Regions from separate parts of the Homo sapiens genome. Here region 2 is linked to region 1. A link is a contact called in ENCODE Hi-C or POLR2A ChIA-PET data. All regions are on one chromosome and are shown on one strand. The core of a region is the stretch at or near the end of the contact, and the rest is flanking DNA. Distances in the headings are between cores, read along the strand shown.

Evidence for each region. Hi-C counts contacts between places; a loop is a spot of excess contacts on that map. ChIA-PET counts read pairs that join two places held with the same protein, here RNA polymerase II (POLR2A). Pooled maps may share reads with other maps.
Region 2: a loop to region 1 is called in a map of CD8-positive, alpha-beta T cell, with 11 times the contacts of the local background. The contact joins the promoter of COQ9 here to the promoter of CNOT1 in region 1. A Hi-C loop is called at or near these places in 2 of 168 maps with a recorded cell type or tissue (CD8-positive, alpha-beta T cell and naive thymus-derived CD4-positive, alpha-beta T cell) and 9 of 50 pooled maps. POLR2A ChIA-PET finds 5 or more read pairs at or near these places in 1 of 52 experiments (activated B cell).

What each region holds. Positions count from the first base shown.
Region 1 is chr16:58,626,668-58,633,219 of GRCh38, reverse strand. It overlaps CNOT1 (CCR4-NOT transcription complex subunit 1), which reads left to right and starts at 3,394. Exons shown (of 49, transcript NM_016284.5): 1 at 3,394-3,492. RefSeq lists enhancers at 2,527-3,016, 3,307-3,516, 2,965-3,640, 3,641-4,317.
Region 2 is chr16:57,443,345-57,449,896 of GRCh38, reverse strand. It overlaps COQ9 (coenzyme Q9), which reads right to left and starts at 2,418. Exons shown (of 9, transcript NM_020312.4): 1 at 2,319-2,418. The coding sequence starts at 2,391. CIAPIN1 (cytokine induced apoptosis inhibitor 1) reads left to right here and starts at 2,512. Exons shown (of 9, transcript NM_020313.4): 1 at 2,512-2,555. RefSeq lists an enhancer at 2,306-2,600.

The DNA of each region.
Region 1 (6,552 bases), core at 2,145-4,644:
AAAATTAGCCAGGCGTGGTGGCGGGCGCCTGTAGTCCCAGCTACTTGGGAGGCTGAGGCAGGAGAATGGCACGAACCCGGCAGGCAGAGCTTGCAGTGAGCCAAGATCATGCCACTGCACTCCAGCCTGGGTGACAGAGTGAGACTCCGTCTAAAAAAAAATTCATAATATTTCATTAAAAAGTACGATATTTATTTATTTATTTATTTATTTATTTATTTTTGAGTCACAGTCTCACTCTGTCACCCAGGCTTGAGTGTAGTGGTGCGATCTACGCTCACTGCAACTTCTGTCTCCCGGGTTCAAGTGATTCTCTTGCCTCAGCCTCCCGAATAGCTGGGATTACAGGCGCCTGCCACCACACCTGGCTAATTTTTGTATTTTTAGTAGAGATGGGGTCTGGCCCAAAGTACCATACATTTTATTATTGTTTCCAATCTTTTGGGTCCCCATAAACAACGCTTCCATGTATATCTGTATGCACTCTGCACACATTTGCAATGTTCATCTGTGGAGTAAATTCTTAGACATGGAATTACTGGGTCAGTGGGGTCGGCATTTTCACTTTTGATAAACTCGGCCAAAATGCTGCTCTACATAGGGGTTTTGGTAACTTTTACTAGCAACCGTGCAGGGAAGGGCCTTATTCCTCATCCTTGTTCTGTTTAGGGGGCCTTTTACTTCTAAGATTACAATGTTGTAAGTCGATTTCTCCCTTTAGTACCCTGCAAGGCCTATTTGCACATATGCCTACCATGTGCCAGACACAATACTAGGTGCTGAGAATACAGCTGTGAACAAGACGGAAGTGATCCTTCTTCTTACTATATGTGGGGTCCCTGGCTCTTGCACAGTTCTGCTCTTGCACAGTTGCTTGAAAGCACAAGGGACTCAGTAAATGTAGGCTGAAAGACCTGGCCTCCAACTAAGGAAAGGGAGGTGTCGAAAAGTATTTTTAGGCTGGGCTTGGTGGCTCATGCCTGTAATCCCAGCACTTTGGGAGGCTGAGGCGGGTGGATTACCTGAGGTCAGGAGTTCAATACCAGCCTGACCAACATGGTGAAACCCTGTGTCTACTAAAAATACAAAAATTAGCTGGGTGTGGTGGCACGTGCCTGCAATCTCAGGTACCTGGGAGGCTGAGGCAGGAGTCTTGCTTGAACTGGGGAGGCCGGAGGTTGCAGTGAGCTGAGATTGCACCATTGCACTCCAGCCTGGGCAACAAGAGCAAAACTCCGTCTCAAAAAAAAAAAAAAAAAAAAAAAAAAAAAAAAAAAAAAAGATGTGTTTTTAGGACATATGCTCAGTTAACTAGGCCAGTCACAAAAAGACAAATACTGCATGATTCCACTTATATGAGGTATCTAAAGTAATCAAACTCAGGAACATAAAGAAGAATAGTGATTGTCAGGGACTAGGGGGAGGGGGAAATGGAAGGTGTTAAACAACAGATGTAGTTTCAGTTTTGCAAGATGAAAAAGTTCTAGAGATCTGTTGTACAACAATATGCATATAGTTAACACTACTGTATTCTACACTTAAAAATGATTAAGATGGTAAATTTCATGTGTTTCTTACCATAATTTTTTTTAAGTATTTTTTTGGGCACGAGAGGTAATATGAGAGAGATGGCCAGAAGACCACCTACTGAGCCTAGTCTGAGGACAGGGGTGAGCACAGGGATAGGTTTGAATTTCTTTTTCTTTTCTTTTTTTTTTTTGGAGACGGAGTCTCGCTCAGTCGCCCAGGCTGGAGTCAAGCGGCGCGATCTCGGCTCACTGCGACCTCTGCCTCCCGGGTTCACGCCATTCTCCTGCCTCAGCCTCCCGAGTAGCTGGGACTACAGGCGCCCGCCACTACGCCCGGTTAATTTTTCTGTATTTTTAGTAGAGACGGGGTTTCACCGTGTTAGCCGGAATGGTCTCCATCTCCTGACCTCGTGATCCGCCCGCCTCGGCCTCCCAAAGTGCTGGGATTGCAGGCGTGATCCGCAGCGCCCTGCCTTTTTTTTTTTTTTTTTTTTTTTGAGACAGAGTTTTGCTCTGTCGCTCAGGCTGGAGTGCAGTGGCGCGATCTCTGCTCACTGCAACCCACGCCTCCCGGGTTCAAGCGATTCTCCTGCCTCAGCCTCCTAAGTAGCTGGGATTACAGGTGTGCGCCACCACGCCCGGCTAATTTTTTGTATCTTAGTAGAGATGGGGTTTCACCGTGTTAGCCAGGATGGTCTCGATCACCTGACGTCGTGATCCACCCGCCTCAGCCTCCCAAAGAGCTGGTATTACAAGCGTGAGCCACCGCGCCCGGCCTTAATTTCAAAAGGTAATAGAGCTAACCAGTCAACACTTCCTTCCCAATCCTTTCTCTTTTGGGTACAGGTGAGTATAAAATCTTACCAACTATCATAGTTAACAAACAAACCATAGCAAAATATGTTTCTATGCTTTTTCTCTTGAGAGCAAAGGACATGGGTATCCTTTCTTAGACGGCTTCTAGGACTTAAGCCAGGAAGAGAACTTGCGTCTCCTACGTCTCTGGAAGGCGTCTCTGGAAGGTGTCCCTTCTTCAATAGACAGAACTAAAACAGAAAGTTCCCTTGACCAAAGCGAAGCAAGCGAGGACAAGGTGGCCACCTGGGTGACTACAACCCCCAGCATGCACTGCTCCTTCTAGGGCGCAGCGACGAACGAAGACGCATTACTTCTGCGATGGGAACGGGGTAGAGGAGCGCGACTACACATCCCAGGATGCAAAGCGCCCCAACTCTAGTCACAACCTGGCTTGCTTTCTGGCTGGCGTTCCCCGCCAAAGGGACACTAGGGGAGGGGATTGTTTCGGTTGGGAATCCCCGAAGTCTACTGGACCGTGACATTTCGAAAGAGGAAGGAAAGTGGAGGAAAGCTGTTTCACTGTAATTCAAAGTAGTTCCCGCGCAGGGTGGCGAGGAGTTATGGGCCCCTTCCATAATTTATTGTTCCTCAAAGGCAATGCCAAGCCCCACTGGTCGCAGCCCTCCAGGGCAGGTGGGAAGTACGTGAAGCCCCAAATCGAAGTTATCAGCCTCTCCCTATTGGCCCTCGCCTCGAGCGCAGGCGCGAGGGCTCTGACTCCGGTCCCCTGGGCCTGGTGAGCGGCAATTGGCCAAAGTCCGCGAAGTAGGAGGCCGGATTGGTAGTTGCTAGCAGGAGCCTGATTTCTTCCTCGACTTCTGCAAGTGATAGAGTGTGATTGGTTTAAATCCGCGGGCACCTGTCGGTGATTGGGTAGAAGCCACAGGCGGGGCGCGGCCATTGGCTGGCTCTGGGGCCATCCCTCCTCGGGCGGGCAGCGAATGATGAAATGGGAACGGGGAGGGGAAAGGCCGCGACGTGAGCGCGCGACCTCCGGCGCCATTTTGTAGAGAAACAAGCGGAGTTAACCGAAGAGGGGGTCGAGGAGAGCCGGAGTCGGGGACCCAGGAGTTTCCTGTGTCCAGCGCTGCCGGAGCCGCCTGAGGTGAGGCGGGTTGGCGTCAGGGGCTAGGGTAGGGTGGCGGTGTCAGCTTGGGAACGCGAGAGCCGGTGGGAGGAGGAACAGGGGTGGACCTGGGGCCACTGGAAGCGTTTCCCGGAGCTCTAGGGAGTGAGAGGCAGCCGGGACGGGGAAGTGGGACGAGGCGGGAGAGGGCGGACTCTTCTCCACACGGCTCTCGGAGGCTTCGCGCTCTGAAGATGAGAGGCCAGCGAGAAGGCTCCAGGAAGCGGAGGGTAGAGCGCGGGGTGAGACCCATGGTGGTCTCTGTCCCGGGCCTGGAGGCTCAGGGGGCGGCAGCGGCGGCAGTTCGTGTCGCTGGGCCTGGCTTCGCGCGGGTTGCACCCCTCTGAGACCTCCACGACCTCCTTAACTACTGTTTCTGTCTCTGCTCCCTGATGGTTGCAGTGGGCATCGGCTTCCGAGGCCTAGGGCTTCTGGCGGGGGGGACCGTGTTTGGAGTTTTTGCATGTTTCCAGTTCTTCTCCGTGTACTCGGAGCTGCCACTCTCCCCGTCTTACGCCCCCAGCACGTTGTCAAAGCCCCCCAGGTTTCGGGTGTCCCCGGATGGGAAGGGCGGGCGGGAGCAAGCACTTCCTTATTACTTGCTACAGGTTTTGTTCCACTCGCGCGCCTGGGCGCTCACACTTTCTTTGAAGTTGGCCCCCACCTACTCGGTCCGGTGTCTGCAGTAGTGGCGGTCCTGCTCACCCAGGACAAGTGTCCCGCTAGTGAGCTGAGCACTTGTAGGCCTCAAGGCTGATAAGATCCACGGCAGGTCTTGTAGAGGTACTTAAGGCCAAACACAAATAATACTTTTTCAGTACCACCTCCTTTGCAGAATTCACCCAAGAGGGCTCACAGATACTAACTCCCCGAGGAGTAAGCTTTGTAGATTAAAAAAGAATGCTTGACATCTGTGCGTTTGAAAATGTTGTATTTAAAATAAACTTTATGACAAACTTTTCCCATGAAGTTAATCAAATGTCACATTTCTTAGGACTCTAATAAAGTCTGTTTTCTTCCTGAAAACTGAGTAACAATGCTTAACCTACCCTGCCGATTTCTCTACAATTCGATAGCCTGTGACTACTTGGGTTTTTTTTTTTTTTTAAGTCAGTGATTGAGTGAATATAATTATACTGTTTGAAACAATGCCGAACGTTTTCCTTATGACAGCCCCTTTGATAGGAATAGGGAATACATGGATTAAAAAAATGAGGGAAGGCAAGTAAAATATTAGGAGGAAGGTCAAACAGATTAAGAACAATTTTTTTCTATAGGTACTTGGGTTTAATACTTAAGTGATCTGTGGTCCCGGTTGGTATTCCTACCCTTTTAAAGATTGGCAGCAGAGTATTTTAGCTATTAAGAAGACATGTGGTAACAGTTTAAATAATTATGTTTTAGGATACTGCAAATTGTTACCTTGTCTAAGGAGAATATGCATTGATGATACATGGTTTTAGGTGGCTAGCTGTGCTTTGACTGAAATGATAGCATGTTGATAAAACTAGTTTGGAGAGTTAGTTCCTTTTCAACAAGTGTGGGTTCCCCAAGTCTTAGTGGAAACAAGTCTAGAATCGACTGGGCGCGGTGGCTCACGCCTGTAATCCCAGCACTTAGGGAGGCCAAGGTAGGTGAATCACCAGAGGTCAGGAGTTCGAGACCAGCCTGGCCAACATGTCACAACCGCGTCTCTACTAAAAATACAAAAATTAGCCGGGCGTGGTGGCAGGTGCCTGTAATCCCAGCTACTTGGGAGGCTGAGGCAGGAGAATTGCTTGAACCCGGGAGGCGGAGGTTGCAGTGAGCCGAGATAGAGCTACTGCACTCCAGCCTGGGGGACGGGGAGACTCCGTCTCAAAAAAAAGTCTAGAATGAAGGCGCAAAGACATGTCTATTTGTAACTGAAAATATTTCCTTTTCTTACCTAAGATTGTAATCTTAGAAGTTTTAAGGTACGGTTTTGTGGCATTACGGTGGAAAAGAATTGAAATGTGCTCTTTTTGGTTCCCAGCTTAACACCCCGGGTTCATTTTCTTTTTTTCTAGTTTCTGAATTTCTCTTCGGGGTTTAGATCCTAGTCTCTTTAACATAGATGTTGTCAAGCTAAATAATAAGACATCCTTCTTATTTGGAGTCAAGTCATTAAAAAAAGCTATGAAAACAAATGGAAATGCTTGCCATCTTTTCAAAACATGCTTTAAAGTCTGATTTCAAATTACCTTGCATGTTACTTTTTCTGAGTATGTTTTAGGATAGATTCTGATCTGGTTATGAGAAACTTTTTTTTTTTTTTTTTTTTTGAGATGGAGTCTCGCTCTGTCACCAGGCTGGAGTGCAGCAGCACACAATCTCGGTTCACTGCAACCTTTGCCTCCAGGGTTCAAGCAATTCTGCCTCAGCCCCTCGAGTAGCTGGGACTACAGGTGCCCGCCACCACACCCAGCTAATTTTTGTATTTTAATAGAGACAGGGTTTCACCATGTTGGCCAGGATGGTCTCGAACTCTTAACTTCATGATCCACCCGCCTCACCCTCCCAAAGTGCTGGGATTACAGACGTGAGCCACGGTGCCCAGCCGAGAAGCTTTCTTTTTAACCAGTTTGAATTTATGAACTTGATTATTTCTTTCTGTGTAATAACAAACACGTCTTTGGTACCCAATACCAGAGAATGGAATTTGTCCACAATAATTCTAATTGAGTGCTGTCATATTTTGGGACTAATTTTTTTGGCCCAGGCAAGTGGCTCAAGCCTGTATCCTAGCTTTTTGGGAGGATGAGGGAGGAGGATGCTTGAGACTAGGAGTTAGAGACCAGCCTGGGCAACATGGTGAGACCCTGTCTTTACAAAAAAGAAAATTAAATTAAAAAAAAATTTTGCAAAATATTTGTTATGAGTATTTTGTCCCACATTAACAAAAATAGTAGTCTGCCTTTTTTTTTTTGAGACGGAGTCTCACCCTGTTGCCCAGGCTGGAATGCAGTGGTGCGATCTCAGCTCACTACAACCTCCGCCTCCTGGGTTCAAGCGATTCTC
Region 2 (6,552 bases), core at 1,169-3,668, 1.2 Mb after region 1:
TGTACCATTCTATGAGTTTTGACAAATGTATACACTTGCACAACCTAAACCCAATCTAAACAGAGAACATTACTGTCACCCCAGAAAGTTCCCTTATGCCTTTTCAGTCATTCCCCATTCATACTGTTCTGAATTTTTCACTCTAGGTTAGTTTTTGCTTGTCTTAGTTTTGCCTGTCCTAAGATTTCATCTATATGTACATGTTTCAGTAAAGCTTCTTTCACTTAGGACTATATATGTGTGTGTATATATATATATTTATTTATTTTAAGTTTAAATAGAGACAGAGTCTTGCTATGTTGCCCAAGATGGTCTTGAACTCCTCGGCTCAAGCAACCCTCCCACCTCAGCTTCCCAAAGTGCTGGGATTACAGGTGTGAGCCACCACACCTGGACCACTTAGTATATTTTTGAGATTGATCCATATTTTTATGCCTATCAGTATATCTGGCAAAGATTCTCTCCTTGATCAGGCTCTAACCAGGCTCCTCTGAGCCCTCTTCTTATCTAGGCCTCAACCTTGGCCTATAAAGACTTGAACACACACTAACATAAGCATCACTCAGGGCCACATCCCTTAAGATAACCCTACCCCCCTTTAAAGTGCCTGCCTGAGAAAACTCAAGGCTGTCAAAAAAAATTTTACTGTTTGTTCAGGCTAACACTTAAGAAGGATAGGGCTTGTCTCCCTGTGGGAAAACAGAATCCTAACTTTGTTAACTGCCAGCTAGCAGACCAATCTTATTTATAATTATTCACTATCCTGACTCTACTGAGTCCCCACCTGCCTTCCTCCCTCCTCCCTCATTTTTTCTTTGAAACACCCAGTGACTTCTGCATGCTCTAAACTCAAGGTTGGGCTCCGTTCATGCTAGACTCTTTTCCCTATTGCAATAGTTATTACTGATTAAAAATGGTCCTTATCACTTTAGTGTCCAGCTTTCTCTTTGACTGATTTTTAGTTTTTATTGCAGAATAGTATTCCATAAAAAAAATACTATTCTGTTGCTAGACAACTGGACTGTTTCTGTGTTTGGCTACTATGAATAAAATTGCTATGAATATACTTGTACTAACTTTTTTGTAGACACATACCTTCATTTCTCTTGGTGGATTTGCGGGGTCATAGACATTACTTTTACTACACATCTTTAGTTTGGAATTTTGTATAAATACAACAAAAGGGGGCTAGGCGGTGGCTCATACCTGTAATCCCAACACTTTGGGAGGCTGAGGCAGGCAGATAACTTGAGGTCAGGAGTTTTGGACTAGCCTGGCCAACATGGTGAAACCCCGTCTACTAAAAATAAAAAATTAGCTGGGCATGGTGGCACAACCCCAGCTACTAGGAAGGCTGAGGCAGGAGAATCACTTGAACCCAGGAGGTAGAGGCTGCAGTGAGCCGAGATTGTACCACTGCACTCCAGCCTGGGTGACAGAGTGAGACTCTGTCTCAACAACAAAATTAAGCCAAGTAGGGTGGCACGCACTTGTAGTCCCAGCTCCTTGGGAGGCTGAGGAGCCAGACCCTGTCTCAGAAAAAAAAAAAAAAGAAAAAAAAGAAACAGAATAGTATGTGCCAAAATATCAATATTTTAATACATGTACTGAAAGATACGGCACAAATATCCGCAAAACTTTGAAAAGGAAGGAGCAGATGCAAAGTATGACTGTAGTACCACTGAGGGTCATGAGAAGATTTTAGGTGAAATACAGGTGAACGTTTCATCAGTTATGTATGTATGCTAAAGTGTTAATGCATACGTTCTAATTAAGGAAGGCGATATTAGTTTTCCATTTATGACAATGATATAAAGTTTCCTCTTTAAGAACTCCTATTTAAAAATAAAAATACTGAGTACATAGTGGCAAAGGTGGTAAGAGAGTATCACAGAATTCGTGAAGTGGTGAGGAAACGGCTGGCTTTCGGGAAACAATGGACTAGGCTCTCTGTGGCCGTGTCCACCTGTCCTTCCAGTGGACTTGGCAATGGACTTGAGAATGGGTCTGCGACTGCCAGTTCTGTAACCAACAGGCTCAGGCTGCGTGACTTTCGTACCCCGAGCCCTCTCTGAGGCTCTGCCAACTCCATGAAATGGGGGTGACAGGCCCTGCCCCGCTGCATCTGCCCCTCACAGACAGCGGAGCAGGGCCGAAGCTAGCCAGGCGGCTCGCCCGAGCCCGCGCCGATGCCCTTCACCTCACCTTGCTCGTGGGCCGCCCCAACGGCCTCTTCCCCCCACCGTCGAACCCAGCTGAAGCCGGCCTCGCGCCCCCTCCGCGCTCCCCGCCTCTCCCCGGCTTGGCAGCCCCCTCACCGGGCAGGCATCGCAGCTGCAGGAGCCTCCAGCCCGCCCGGCCAAGCGCACCAGATACCGCCGCCGCCGCCATTTTGGAAGCGGGCACGTCGCCCACGGCGACGCGACCGGTAGCTACGGGACCACGGCCCTAAGGAGGGCGGAAGTCGTCGCTCCGTGGAGCCTCCTCCTCTCGCGAGAGGCGCAAGGCGTGGAGTCGACGGCTGGAGAGAAGCCGGGAGCGAGCCCAGGCGGCAGGTGAGAGTGGTGGGGGCCAGCTGAGCGCCAGAGCTCCCTCAACTGTCCCCTCCCGGCCCACCCTCGTTCCCACATCCTCTCATTTTCTCTTCCCACCCCGTTCCTCGATGGGAACGCAGCCACGGCCGCCCCGCTGAAAGCCCCGGCTGGTTTATTCCTGAGAAGTCGGTGTGAGGGGCCAGGGCCGGCCCTAACCTCCCTGGGGTCCTGACTGGGAATTTCTGCCGTTCCCCGGCTGCCTCGTCCCTTGCGCAGCCGGCCCTACTCTGAGGCCCCGGGGACACCACGCTGAGGAGAAACGGCTCCGAGCTTGGGATCGGGGAGACCTGGTTCTGAGACCCGGTCCTACCAGTAGCCAATCGTTGTGACCTTGGGCCTCAGTCCCCGTGACGTTTTGGTCCCTGGGGGTTCCTGGCAGCAAAGCACGAAAGCCTTGGAGTCGGGGGGTACCTGAGCTCACGATTGTAATTTCGAACCTGCAACTTGTCCGAACCCCCAGCGTGTTGAGTTGATATAATTAAGTATCCAGATCGGAAGGATGCTTGTTACTAGAACAGACAGCTAGGCCTTTGTCCAGAAGGATTGATTGAGTGGGTCTGGGTGTGGTCCAGGAATCTCATTTTAACCACTCCCTCGGGTGATTTGTAGGATCTGCAAGTTCGGGAAAGGCTGGTGCCCTTCATTCTGACATTACTGAGTGCCAAGCTCTGGATGGCTCAAGGAGGTCACGGTCTAGCCACTAACAGAGCACTTCACGGGGGTGTCATCAGAGAAGGCTTAGTAGGAAGAAGTAAACGGTTTTTGGGCTAAGAGTAACTGACGACAAGAGCATGTGATTCTGTCGATTTTGTGTTTGCAGTCAGACCCCATCATTGTGTCTGTTAAAGTTGTGCTTTGCACACCCCTTGTCAAATCTAGTCTTTTCAGAATATCCGGCTCCCCCCTGCACGGGTGCGGGGAAGACCTCCTAAGCCAAAACTTACCCCAAAGGTTAAAATTTTAGATCCATATTTCTGGTTTTAGGTAAAACACTCCTCTCCATAAGGATTTGTTTCTGAGTTCTATCCATCCATCTTTGAATGAGCCTTTCCTGTGGAAACTAACATTTGGGTATCCTTTCTGAAACCCTAATTCCTGACACACGCCAAATGCCTGGAGACGTTCCTGTTTCATTGTTGATTCTCACTTTTTAAAAAAAATTCTGGGCCAGGCTCATGCCTGTAATCCCAGCACTTTGGGAGGCTGCGGCGTGTGGATCACTTGAGCTCAGGAGTTCGAGACCAGCCTGGGCAACATGGCGAAACCGCATCTCTACAAAGAATACAAAAATTAGCTGGGTGTGGTGGTGGGTGCCTGTAATCCCAGCTATTTGGGAGGCTGAGGCGGGAGAATCGCTTGAACCCCGGAGTCGGAGGTTGCAGTGAGCCAAGATTGTGCCATTGCACTCCAGCCTGGGCAACAGAGCAAGACTCTGCCAAAAAAAAAAAAAAAAAAAAAAAAAAAAAAACCTCTAAGGTCTTAGTCTAAGTGTCTAGACAGAGCGTTCTCTTGAGGGCAGGGAACAAGTGTCTTCTTGTCTGTCTCCCGTGTAGGGACAGGCACATAGTAGGTTTCTTAGGTCTCATTTGCAGGTTGTAATTGTGCCTTCCTACCATTCTGCTAAAGCTGGCAGGGAAACTGAGGCCCAGAGAGGGGCAATGGCTGACTTGGATTGCACAGCAGGCTGGTTAGGCCCACTTGGTACTGGTCACCCAGAGGCCAGGCAGTGACATGTATGTGCACAAGAGCTTCAGTTAGTTAATTTTATGTTTTTAATTTAATTTTTTTTTATTTTGAGATGGAGTCTCACTCTGTCTCCCTGGCTGGAGTGCAGTGGCAAGATCTTGGTCCACTACAACGTCCGCCTCCTGAGTTCAAGCAATTCTGCCTACCTCAGTCTACCAAGTAGCTGGGATTACAGGTGCACGCCACCATGCCCAGCTAATCTTTGTATTTTTAGTAGAGACGGGTTTTCTCCATGTTGGCCAGGCTGGTCTTGAACTCCTGACCTCAGGTGATCCACTTGCTTCAGCCTCCCAAAGTGTGGGATTACAGGTGTGAGTCACTGCACCCAGCCCAGTTAGTTAATTTTAATTAGGATTTTCCTTTCTGATAACTGTCAGTATTCTTGGAACTCTTTTATGCACCCGAGTTAAAGAATTTTTTGAACTGAAGCCCAAACTTCAGTGTTATTTTTTGCTTTTGTCCCCTTTCACCAGAAGAGAGACCAAATGCCTCAAGATTTGATGCTTACTGGGCACCTAAAAAACAGTCTGTTCTCAGACATCCGCTTTTACTGCCTGCCAGTAACATTTTAGAAGGGCCATGCACATGTGTGTGCCTCAGTCAGAGTTGGAGAGGTACCCAACAAGCTCAGTGACGTGACAATGATGCTACCTCTTATTATGAAACTGGGTCCTGACTCACAGCTTCTAAGCATGTTGTCTTAGATACTGGACACTTTTTCCTTACGGGTTTTTTTGTTTTAAAAGACAAATTCACAACAGCAACATAAAATTCTGATGATGAAAAGTATCACACTTTGGCTTTAGATATTTAAAAGAATATTATCTCCTATTTTATTTGAAAAATGCTGACTGAAAGTAGTGGCTATGCCTGTTTTTTGAGGGTTGATGTTTAATGAATGTAGTTCATAAGCTCCTCTTGCCATAAGATTAGTTTTGGGAGATACGGAACGCAAAGCATTTTACATTCTTCTAATTTACTGACACAGTCCCACTGGAGTACTGTCCAAAGATCATAAAGCGCAGCTCTTACACTAATTCTAACAATGAAAAAGCAGGTTCCCATCACTCCCTGGAGTGTCCTCCTATCAGGCATGGCTAAGGAGAAGCAGGGTTTTATAGGACTGCTTGAAGCAAAGGCAGGTAAACTAGCCACAGAGAAGTGGAAGCCCAGAGTTCTAGAACATTACTTTACAGAGCTCTGTGTGCCAGAGCCTGCCGAGTGCCTTGCTTATTTTTATCTTCTCATTTGCTTCTTACAGCAGCCTCGCAAAATATGAGGTTTTTATCCCTACTTTACTGATGAGAAAACAAATTCAAAGAGTCTAGTAACTTATCCATGGTCATGTGCCCATAAGATCCAGTGGTAAATAGAACCCTAGGTCATCTGCACTCAAAACCTGTGCCCTATAAAAGCCTCCGTAAATGTTGCTGAAAAGGTCTAGACATTTGGCTTGTTTTCTCTAGCTAATAAGTAAGCTTTTGCCCTTCGTTTCCTTTATGAGGGTTTTTCTGTAAGTACAGTGCAAAGTTGTGGTAGTCTAGTAGGTGGGGTCTTTTTCATCCCTTTCTATTGTCCCAAGGAAGAACCTATTCCAACATCATTCTAGAAACAGGTCATTTTTTTTTTCTTATAACTTAATGCCCAGCAATCCATACTCCCATCTTGCCTGGCTGGTTCTTAAATGGGAGATTGATCCCATATTGCACACCTTGAAGTTTGCAAGGGTTCTTCCTCGACATCATGTGCCAGTTAAAAGTTTCAGTTCTTGATTGTGTGCTGTTTAGGGATTTAAAAACCAAAATTGGCCAGGCACGGTGGCTCATGTCTGTAATCCCAGCACTTTGGGAGGCCGAGGTGGGCAGATCACTTGAGGTCAGGAGTTTGAGAATAGCCTGGCCAACAACTCTGTTGCTACTAAAAATACAGAAATTAGCCAGGTGTGGTGGCGTCCACCTGTAATTCCAGCTACTTGGGAGGCTGAGGCATGAGAATTGCTTGAACGCTGAAGGCGGAGGTTGCACTGAGTTGAGATTGTGCCACTGCATTCCAGCCTGGGTGACGGAGTGAGACTCTGTCTCAAAAAACAGAACAAACAAACAAAAACACCACAGAATTAGCTGGATGCCGTGGCTCACACCTGTAATCTCATCACTTTGGGAGGCTGAGGCGGGTGGATCACCTGAGGCTGGGAGTTCAAGACCAGCCTGAC